2 separate regions of the Homo sapiens genome follow, and region 1 is linked to region 2. A link is a loop called in an ENCODE intact Hi-C map of the cell type or tissue named here. Cell type or tissue: chondrocyte. All regions are shown on one strand.

Region 1 (2,500 bases), 1.3 Mb after region 2:
AAGAATGCAGCATGTAAAGCAATTGCTCCTTTTCCTCCATTGACACAACCAATCACATTGTGTGGGAATTTCTGGGAAAATCTCTCTTCACTAGTGAAAATATTCTAACTACCACTGGGTCTTGCTTTCACTTCTTCCTCTTTGTCTTGAGTCAGCAGTGACTGGGATGTCTTTAGGGGAAGAGAAGAGGATAGAAAAGCATCACAGTGAAGAATGGAAATCCCTGGTAAGTCATTTTGTGGTTGTATCCTTCTTGCATTCCACATTCAGTCCTTGGGAGAACCCCAAAGAGATTGTGATTCCACCCAAAAGCACTAGAAGATGGTCCTTTGCAGTCGCTCACACCCCTGTGAGCTGTAAACTCAGCAAGATGCCAAGGACCCGCTCGAATGTGGCCTGAAGGACATTGGGAGTGAAGAGGAGCACAGGTATCTTCTGCACTCTTGTCGGGCAGAGGATTCCCAGCCCTGCAGGGGCTGACAAAGCTCTCTCCTCTCCTCTCTGCCTCCTGAGAAGCTCTAGTTCTCTACTCCGGCCCACAATTGTGCAGCGTAAGAAATCAGGTGCAGAGCTTCCTCCACCCCAACGTCCTGTCCCACAAGAGCAGAACCTTTTTGAAAGCTGGCTGAGGGGAATCTGGGGCTGAGGTGCTTCATCATCAACAATGAGCGTCCTCCGGGATGGGGCTGACTGCAGTGTGGAATAAGGAGGCCTCTGTGTTGTGAGGCAATCGTTTTGCAAAACAGCTGAGTGAACCACGATTGACTGTAGCCTCAAGCGCCTCTGCTCCAGCCCTGCTCTGTGCTTCAGGGGTGGGTGGAGGAGGCAGGGCAGTCAGTGTCTTTCCCAGGTGAGTCTACCGAGTGGGGAAGGAGGCTCACTGATGTGAGTACGGAGCAGGAGGCACATGGAGAGTCGCCGGCAGTTGAACCAGATCTTTGAGGGAATGAAAGAGACCAGCATGGCCCCTGCCAATTACGCATGGCACCTGCGGTCAGGTCGCTTTCAGTTCCCTCATGCGTCAGGGATTCTCAACCCTGGCTACACATTAGAATAGTCTGGGATTTTTTTTTTTTTCTCTAGACCCATCTCTAGAGAATCTGATAAAAATGATCTGAGCTGAGATCCTGGCTTCAGTAGCTCCTAATGTGCACATATTTGTTTGTTACTTTGTTTGGGGGTGGAAAACAACTATTCTTTCATTCTGTGTTCTGGATTAAGGCTCTTGCCTTCTTCAGACCTTGGACAGCTCACAGAGGGTTACACCCTCGGCCTTAGTGCCAGGAAAAACTCACAAGAGTCCTACTGCGCCCTCTTGTGTCAGCCATGATACCGTACAGTTCCTAAGGAAAACGTTTTATTACACAAGTTACCGCCAGAGAAGAAAAACATACAAAAAAGAAAAAAATATACAAGTAACCTGTAATCCTCACTGTTAGACAACATATGTATATCTTTGCAGAATTTTTGATAAATTTTGTTCTTTCCAAAAATAGAAGGTTGTGTACGCTGTCTTGTTAACATTTTACTTAATAACCATGAATATGTTTTCGTGTAAATGAATTTAAATTCTGTATTATTTTAATTGCTTGTGCAACTGAATAGTATTTCACATGCAATGGTAGCAAAAATATTTAACATTTATTGGGCACTTACTACATGCCAGGAACTGTAGTTAGTACTTGGCATAGATAATCTCATTGTATATGCACAGCATCCATATGAAGTAGGTATTAAAATTATTCCCATTTTATAGATAAGGACATCGATGTTAATTTCCCTAAGTGGCATAACCAGAATGCAACATAAGCATTTTACTCTATATTACCAGGTACATTCAATCTATCCCTTACTGTCGTCGTATTGTTGCTTCCTTTGGAAATTGTCTTCTTTTCTTTCTCTCTCTCTCTCTCTCTCTCTCTCACACACACACACACACACACACACACACACACACGCCATAGGACTGTTTCCTTATTCCTTATGCTAGACTCTTGGATGGATTCATGGATTAAAGGTATGAATTTTAATGGTTTTACATCTCTTACCAAAATTTCTTCTAAAAATGACACATTATACTCTCAGCAGAAGGCTAATGGAATGTATGTTGTGTATTCTTGTGTTTTAAAAAGTATCAGCTTTAATTTCTAACATAGTATGGGATATACTAGTATATACTAAATTGGAATACACTATTTTACATACACGTAAACAAATGCGTTTTAGGGTCTAAGTAATTTTTAAGAGTGTAAAAGATTTCTGATGCCAAAAGCTTAGAGCACTGCTGCCCTAGGAAGAGAAGCCAGAGTCCATTTGTATGCCCGCCACCTGCGCATCAACACCCTCTTCTCCTACTCCTCTCTTTTTGGTCCATAGACTCACCTTGGCTGTAGGAGCCACTCTTTCCTGTCAAAAAGGCCTTTTTAATTATTTGCATTTTTATGTCCATCCCTCACTTGTGTCAATAGGTGTAGCAACCATGCAGCCCTACATTTTCAGA
Region 2 (2,500 bases):
ATCCACTGGTTGAAGTCAGCTGGGCTCCTGAGTCTGGTGGGGACGTGGAGAGTCTTTATGTCTAGCTCAGGGATTGTAAACACACCAATCAGCACCCCATGTCTAGCTCAGGGTTTGTGAGTGCACCAATCGACACTCTGTATCTAGCTGCTCTGGTGGGCCCTTGGAGAACCTTTATGTCTAGCTCAGGGATTGTAAATACACCAATCGGCACTCTGTATCTAGCTCAAGGTTTGTAAACACACCAATCAGCACCCTGTGTTTAGCTCAAGGTTTGTGAGTGCACCAATTGACACTCTGTATCTAGCTGCTCTGGTGGGGCCTTGGAGAACCTTCGTGTGGATACTCTGTATCTAACTAATCTGATGGGGAGGTGGAGAACCTTTGTATCTAGCTCAGGGATTGTAAATGCACCAATCAGCACCCTGTCAAAACAGACCACTGGGCTCTACCAATCAGCAGGATGTGGGTGGGGCCAGATAAGAGAATAAAAGCAGGCTGCCCGAGCCAACAGTGGCAACCCACTCGGGTCCTCTTCCACACTGTGGAAGCTTTGTTCTTTCACTCTTTGCAATAAATCTTGCTACTGCTCACTCTTTGGGTCCACACTGCCTTTATGAGCTGTAACACTCACCACAAAGGTCTGCAGCTTCACTCCTGAAGCCAGCGAGACCACGAGCCCAGAGCCCACCGGGAAGAACGAACAACTCCAGATGCGCCGCCTTAAGAGCTGTAACACTCACTACCAAGGTCTGCAGCTTCACTCCTGAGCCAGCGAGACCACAAACCCACCAGAAGGAAGAAACTCCGAACATCAGAAGGAACAAACTCCAGACGCGCCACCTTAAGAGCTGTAACACTCACCGCGAGGGTCCGCAGCTTCATTCTTGAAGTCAGTGAGATCAAGAACCCACCAATTCCGGACACAATAATATTTTGTTCTTACCAGTAGTCTAGCAAAATAAGCTATTCTTTTAATAAACCCTGGAGATTATATTTTGATGTTGAGTGAGTGTTTTAAGATAATTAGATTCACTTTTATCTGTGTTTATTCAGATTTCATTATTTAAATGTATGCATGATAGTATAAAGTCTTTCAGTTACAAAAAGAATAACCAATATGTTATGTAACTTCTTCCTAATTGATAATTAATATTTTCACCTACAGTTTTTTATTCTGCCTGTAAAAATCTGCAATAAAATGAGGTTTAAATCTGAATTTGTGCTCCCTTCACAGGGTTCCTGTTAGCTAGTGTGAGCAGGTACTACCCCCATTATGTCGCTAAGGGGAGCTGTTGGTCCTTCATTACTCAGTAAACCAGTGCTGGCCTCTGCCTGGTCTGTGAAGCTACTTTCTGATTAGGAGTGGTTCATTATCATTTCATACTTGGCACAATTATGAAAGAACTCTGTAAGCGCTTATTCAGAGAGACAGCAAAGCAGCTAGGAAAAAAAAGCTGATAAACTCAATCAGATACCTTGAAAACTTCTGAAGAATATTCAGCTGGCTTACAGCTCATCATCAAATCCTAACAACTTCTCTAACAGAGAAAGTAAAATTATGAAAATTCCATACAAGGAACACATTTCATTAAAGTTGAAAGGGAGAGTAGGTTAAGAGTTACATGATGAATGGCCCCAAAACTGCTTATTAAAGAATAAACGGCCATGAAAATGTTGTCAATCAACAAGGCCTACTTTTTACTTTTTTCTCTTTTTCAATCCAATTCAAAAAATCCTGGTTATACCCAGCCCTCACCAGCCAGGGGGTGTAAGGAAGGTTATATGAATACTGACAGATGAATTTTTGTTGGCTAGATAAACCCGTTTTGTAACTGCAGAATCTCAGCAGCATTTGGATGTCTTCCCCCAATTCTAGAATCTTCTTGGAGCACATCTGCTCTCGGGGTCCCCGTGTTTGCTCCTGCACGCTCCATTTTTTATCAACCTCCTTTTTCCTCAACTCAGTTTCCAGGCCTATCTGTGGGTATCCTCAGTCTCACTTGAAGGTAAGGAGGATGATTTGTCGAAAACGTTTAACTAATGGATTTCTCACTTCTTTCCGCTGGAAGTCACGTCCCATAGCAGTCACTAGACCATTTTGGAAGTGGGGAAGGTAGATCAGAACGAGAAATGTGGGCCGGGCGCGGTGGCTCACGCCTGTAATTCCAGCACTTTGGGATGCTGAGGCAGGCGGATCACCTGAGGTTGGGAATTCAAGACCAGCCTGACCAACATGGAGAAACCCAGTCTCTACTAAAAATACAAAATTAGCTGGGTGTGGTGGCACATACCTGTAATCCCAGCTATTGGGGAGGCTGAGGCAGGAGAATCGCTTGAACCCAGGAGGTGGAGATTGCGGTGAGCCGAGATCACGCCATTGCACTCCAGCCTGGGCAACAAGAGCAAAACTCTGTCTCAAAAAAAAAAAAAAAAAGAAAGAAAAAGAAAGAAAGAGAAATGTGGCCGGGCATGGTGGTTCACACCTGTAATCCCAGCA

The links. Peaks named below come from ENCODE experiments on the same cell type or tissue, not always from the same donor. Only the 100,000 strongest peaks of a DNase experiment are listed, where the experiment ranks them.
Region 1: a loop joins it to region 2, with 6 times the contacts of the local background. A loop is called at or near these places in 5 of 110 quality-filtered maps.

The regions. Positions count from the first base shown.
Region 1 is chr18:5,867,201-5,869,700 of GRCh38, reverse strand. The region is part of intron 4 of MIR3976HG (MIR3976 host gene); the gene reads right to left. Among named protein-coding and RNA genes, the nearest start is that of TMEM200C, 27 kb to the left of the region's middle. RefSeq lists a silencer at 1,207-1,256. In chondrocyte, a CTCF peak has its summit at 1,323 (motif pointing left); no DNase peak of the experiment used is centred here.
Region 2 is chr18:7,176,114-7,178,613 of GRCh38, reverse strand. No RefSeq gene overlaps it. Among named protein-coding and RNA genes, the nearest start is that of LRRC30, 54 kb to the left of the region's middle. In chondrocyte, CTCF peaks have their summits at 1,075 and 1,281; no DNase peak of the experiment used is centred here.